Linked DNA regions of Homo sapiens: region 1 is linked to region 2. The links are chromatin loops, found by intact Hi-C in ENCODE. Cell type or tissue: psoas muscle. All regions are shown on one strand. Each heading gives the region's core, and the rest is flanking DNA. Links, peaks and the distances in the headings are about the cores only.

Region 1 (2,899 bases), core at 124-2,623, 930 kb after region 2:
AGCTGGTCAGTTGTGCCTGAATTTTAAAGGGAAGAGGGTAAGTTAAGGCATATCCAATCATCCATTCCGATCATGGACTGCATTGTATTTCAAGTTGATTTTGGTGTGTCCTTGGCTGAGAGGAGGAGTTCATTCAGTTGGTTAGGGAGCTTAGAGTTTCATTTTTGGTTTACGCACCTATGTCCAGGTAAGAGGGCCCCACACAGGAGGGCTTGCTCAGAAACTGGCTTGCAGGGCTGCTTACAGACCTTCTATGTCTCCTGTTGTCATGCACAAGGAAGGACACAGACAATGACAACCCTCAGCCATCCGGGGAGAAGTTGTGTCTGCAGAGGACGGTCATGAGCTGTGAGTCTAGAGACCTGTGATTGTCTTCAGGGGCCTGTGGTCCTCGGCTTTCATAGGAGTTGTGGGGGCACTGGCTCAAATAGCATCCACCAGGATTCCAATCAGAATATCTCATTCACAGAAGGCAGTGGGTGATATGACAGCACAGAGGGACTCTGTGGGGCCAGCTGCATGGAGCACTCTGGGAGAGTCACTGGCACCCGTGCTAGACAGAGCTTCTTTCAACTTCTGGAGCACACGGATTTAGATCTCTTTACATCATTTTGAAAGACTATTTATCATTCTGAAGGAAACCACTGTAATTAACTAAGGTAACATCTTTAATAGGTAGAAAGAAAAAAGTGATTATTTTATTGCCAAGATGATTACAAGAAAAGAAACACACAAAAATAGCATGAAGGAAAGAGCAACCCTAGACTGACGACTTTGGGTAAGAGGTTGAGACTTAGTAGTGAATGCCCTGGGCCATCTTCTGTCAAAAGGGAGGGACAATCAGCAAAGGGAAATACGCAGTAGAGGCAAAATCTTGGTTAGTAAAAGAATCCTAAGAGAAAACAAGAAGTCTCCTTCCTCAGCATCATGTTGGTGTCAGGAAGATGCACATAATCCCCCCATTGCATGTCTTACACTTTTCAGCAATTAGGGCTCAGCATGAATTTAGAAGACACCATTCACTTCACAGCAGATGGGGACACAGTCAAGGCAGCGGTGAGAGGCAAGGCTGGGCTTTCAGTCTCAGAGCACAGAGCAGGTTCCCCACTACTCTGCACCCTGCTGTCTCCTCCCAGATGTTCCAGATGTTCCACCTCATTCTTGCCTTAAGGGCTCCAAGTTGTTAATGGGACAGTAGCCCTCTTCCTTTCCCAGGGTTTCTAAGAATTTGGCTCTCTTTTGTGTATTGTGGGGTTTGTTTGCCATCTAGAGGCAGGATTTTGGCATAGCAACTTACAGGCTTTTTCTACTTGTGATAGCGAAAATAAATACATAAATAAATTCAGTCAAATAAATTGACTTAATGCATTGAATCTGTAAAAAAAAAATAAGGTCAGTTTGAGAGCTTAAAAGGAGCCTGATGAGGTTAAAAAGAAAATTACCTTTAGTAAAGAACAGTTGGAGCAATAGATGATTCTTTCTTTAATCAATGACATTTTAGGAGTAATTATAAAATGGTAAATAAAACTTGAAATAAGCTGATAAAATATAATTTTATATGCAAAAAAAATTTCCAAGAACCATACAAATACATTTTCAGATTAAAACAAACAAAAAATGTGGGTTTATCATCAGATCCGCTAAATGGAAGATTTCTCAAATGTGTGCTTGGAGCAAAAATAACACTTATTCCTATTTGAAAGTTCAAGATTTTTGAGCTTTAGAAGAAAATAGCTTTCCCTTCACTCTGTTCCACTCATGCTTCTGAGGATGGCCTTGGGACAAAAAGCCGCTGCGGCAGGGGTCAAAAAGCCGCGACGGCGGGGGGGCAAAAAGCCGTGGCGGCGGGGGGCAAAAAGCCGCGGCGGCGGGGGGCAAAATGCCGCGGCGGCGGGGGGCAAAAAACCGCAGTGGGGAAAAAGCCGCGGCGGCGGGGGGGTCAAAAAGCCGCGGCGGGCAAAAAGCCGGTGCAGCGGTGGGCGGCAAAAAGCCGCGACGTCGGGGGGCAAAAAGCCTTGGCGGCGGGGGTGCAAAAAGCCGCGGGGGGCAAAAAATCGCGGCAGCGGGGGGGCAAAAAGCCGTGGCAGCGAGGGGCAAAAAGCCGTGGCGGGCAAAAAGCCGCGGCAGTCGGGGGCAAAAAGCCGCGGCAGGCAAATAACCGCGGCACCGGGGGGTGGGGGCAAAAAGCCGCGGTGGCAGGGGGGCAACAAGCCGCGACCGGCAAAAAGCCGCGGCGGCGGGGGGCAAAAAGCCGCGGCGGCGGGCGGCAAAAAGCCGCAACGTCGGGGGGCAAAAAGCCGCGGCAGTGGGGGTGCAAAAAGCCGTGGCGGGCAAAAAGTCGCTGCGGCGGGGGGCAAAATGCCGCGGCGGCGGGGGTTCAAAAAGTCGTGGTGGCGGGGGTGCAAAAAGCTCCGGCGGGTAAATAACCGCGGCACGTGGGGGGGGGTGGTAAAAAGCCACGGCGGCGGGGACGCAAAAAGCCGCGGCGGGCAAAACGCCGAGGAGCGGTGGGGGCAAAAAGCCGCGGCGGCGGGTGGGCAAAAAGCCGCGGCGACGGGCGGTAAAAAGCCGCGGTGGGGAAAAAGCCGCGGCGGCGGGCAGCAAAAAGCCACGGTGGCGGGTGGCAAAATGCCGCGGCGACGGGGGGCGAAAAGTCTCGGAGAGTAAAAAGCCGGGGAGGGGCGGGGGGGGGGGGCAAAAAGCCGCGGCGGCGGAGGGCAAAATAGTGGAGATGGGGTAGAAGGCCGGCACAGCTTGGCATTGCTGGAGTGTGATGTGATAGGAAATGTGCAGCCAAAGACAAAAAAAGATGTAAGTAGGCTTGACTCATTGCAGCCAAGAACCCAGATGTTGCCTTGAGGGTATTAACTAATAAGCAGTTTAAATCAGAATGGCACAT
Region 2 (2,858 bases), core at 1-2,500:
CTGGGCAGAGGGTGGAGGGGAAGTGGCTTGGGCCACAGAGGGCCATGCCAGGTGTGCATGTGTGTAGGGTGCTGCTTGCCCATGAAGAGCGAGCACCTCATTTCCTGGGGGCCTAGCCAGGCCGTGCCACCAGCCCCTCTTACTATAGTCATGTACGGTCGCCCGCACGAAGCTGCCGTTGGCCTGGACCGAGGTCTCGTTGGGCCAGTGTTCCACCCGGAAGGTCTGCTGGGCCCAGGTGTCCCCGGGGAGCAGCGTGCTTGTGTACCGCCTCACCAGCTCCCCTGATGCAGGTACCACGTCTGCATCGAAGACACGCAGCGTGGCCACCACGGTGTCCTGCAGGATGCAGAGGGCGTTGGTCAGTGCAGGCGAGATGGGCCCCTCAGACCCCCCAAAACCAGAGACCTTAGAATGCTGCACGTCCCACACAGCCCATAGGTGGACCAGATGTGTGTTGTCAGAGCCAGGTCTGGGGACAGTCTGACCTGGGTTCAAGTTCCCACGGGGTCACTGGCCAGCCTGGCCGTCACCTTCCCTGAGCCACTGAGCCTCGCCTGTGTAACAGGTACAATGCAGACCTCTTATAAGGAGAATTACAGCCGATGCCCAGGCACCCTGCTGGCAGGTCCCATCCAGGTCCCCAGAGAGCAGGATGAGCACCTCCACTCTCCCCTGAGGAAGCTGGGCCCCACAGGGTGAAGGTCAGGTCAAGGTCACACAGGAACAGCCGGCAGAGCCGAGCTCCGAGGCCAGGTGTACATCAGAGCGCTCTGTTCCAAGCATCCTCCTACCCCAGGCTGGAGGGGGTTGTGAGGAAAGCCGCTGGGCACCTGGATGGCTCTGCCCACCAGGCCTCTGCTGTCACCCCAGGGAGGCCCACATAGCCTTTACTCACAAATTGTGCTTTCGACCAGACCCCCTTTCCCTGCCAAACCTGCACGTGGTGTGCCCAGAGAAGCGGAACAAGGCAACGTACTACCTACCTCAGTCCCCACGCCCACTCTCCCACGGCCCCTGCTGGGTGGGCCGGCTGCAGGAAGGCCGAGGCCCAGCAGGTGGCGGTCGCGCTCCACCAGCGCGAGCCGGAGAAGGGCGGGGCGGGCGGCGCCGGAGGTGATCCGCCTTCCCGTCCTTCTCCAATCCCCGGCTCTGCTCGTGGTCACTCAAGGGCCCTCCCGTTGGGGGCTAACTGCTGGTGGGAGGGAGTGCCCTCCCGGCAGATGCTCCCCGCCCGGGCAGCGCGCCGCGCCCGCCTGCAGCGGCACAAGTATGCCCCAGACGCGAGCCCTCGGGCCTCGTCCTGGTCCTTGCCTCCCGAGGCAAGGCCCAGCTGGGTGCTGGCAGGACTCCCCCTTCCCCTCCCCCTAGGACAGACGGCGCAGACGGAGGCGAAGGACAAATGAAAGCGCGAATGGTCGGCCACACGGTTGGGTGGCTACACGGACACTAAACCGACCGAGAAACGAACTGTGGCCGGAGACAGACACTGGGTAGACCACAGCACGCGCGGACAAGCACCTCCTTCCGCTTGAACTCCACCACGGCGCTGGCGGTGTCGACGCCCGCGGGGAAGGTGGGCGCCGAGTCGTCCTCGTCGTACACGGTCACCGGGAAGGGCACCATCACCACCTCCTCGCGCGCGCCGGCGTGCACGGTGCACACGGCCACCAGCTCGTACTTCTCCCGCTGCTCGCGGTCCAGGGCCCAGCGCGTGCTCACCTCCAGGCTGTCCGGGGCGCAGCGGAAGGGCAGACCCTCACCTGCGCACCAAGCAGACAGGGGCCCCGCGTGATCACCAGCCGGGACCGGGCCAGCCGCTTTCCTCGGGAAGGGGGCTCTGCGGTCAGAGCGGGGCGCACACCGCCGCGGCCCCAGGCCTCCCCTCCTCCGCTCCACAGGGGAGGGCAGCGCTCGGAGCACGAGTTTGCAGTTTGCAGCGATGACTGTGCTTACGAGTTTGCAGTTTGCAGCGATGACTGTGCTTACGTCCTGCTGCAGCTGCGTCCTCACTCGTGCTGGTTGGGAAGAGCCAGGACCAGGCACCCTGATCAACCAGTAGGGACTGGGACACCCCTCCGCCCACCTGGCCTTGATCAGGAGTGGCCTTGTGTGGGGAAGGGTGGCTTTGCCTCAGCCCAAGCTGCACTGCAGCCCTAGAGAGCCAGCTACTGGCCTTGGCTGCTTTTTTTTTGTTTTTGATGGAGTCTCGCTGTGTTGCCCAGGCTGGAGTGCAGTGGCGCGATCTTGGCTCACTGCAACCTCCAACTCCCGGGTTCAGGCGATTCTCCTGCCTCAGCCTCCCGAGTAGCTGGGACTACAGGCGCCCGCCACCATGCCCGGCTAATTTTTGTATTTTTAGTAGGGACGGCCTTTCACCATATTGGTGACCTTGGCTGCTTTTTAAAAACTGTTAGGTTTTTTTTTTTTTCAATTATGGAAGCAATATGTGTTCATTTTAGAGAACGTGAGAAAGCCACGATTCTACCACTTGAAAACAAACACAGTGGACATCTGGGGTATGATGTGACATTAACGCATAATGATTTCCGACCGCCTAGTGTGCATCCCCACTCTACACCTCCTTGTCCAGTGCGTCGCCAGGCTGGTCATCCTCTGAAGGCCGGATGTCGAGACAAAAGCGAATGCTCCGTGCCCTGCATGGCAGCTCGCGCTAGACTACATCGCCCCTGAAGCAGGGCCAGGAACCACAACACAGTCTTCAACGAGCCTGACCTCGGATTTGTCCTCCAGAAATAATCCAGAAAAGGGGGCATGCTGAAGGCGGAAGGTCACCGCTGAAGACCCCACAACCCACCCCAAGGAGGCGGGGGCAACTCCACAAGCCTCCCAGGCAG

The links. Peaks named below come from ENCODE experiments on the same cell type or tissue, not always from the same donor. Only the 100,000 strongest peaks of a DNase experiment are listed, where the experiment ranks them.
Region 1: a loop joins it to region 2, with 8 times the contacts of the local background. A loop is called at or near these places in 2 of 110 quality-filtered maps.

What each region holds. Positions count from the first base shown.
Region 1 is chr10:42,176,876-42,179,774 of GRCh38, reverse strand. No RefSeq gene overlaps it. Among named protein-coding and RNA genes, the nearest start is that of LINC00839, 300 kb to the left of the region's middle. In psoas muscle, for the core only: a CTCF peak has its summit at 1,284 (motif pointing left); a DNase peak (open chromatin) is centred at 2,494; H3K27me3 peaks cover 1,488 bases.
Region 2 is chr10:43,103,857-43,106,714 of GRCh38, reverse strand. RET (ret proto-oncogene) reads right to left here. Exons shown (of 20, transcript NM_020975.6): 4 at 1,522-1,763; 5 at 144-339. Among named protein-coding and RNA genes, the nearest start is that of RET, 28 kb to the right of the region's middle. RefSeq lists enhancers at 604-703, 1,193-1,944 and a silencer at 964-1,193. In psoas muscle, for the core only: a CTCF peak has its summit at 1,054 (motif pointing right); DNase peaks (open chromatin) are centred at 1,104 and 1,544; H3K4me3 peaks cover 994 bases; H3K27me3 peaks cover 1,063 bases.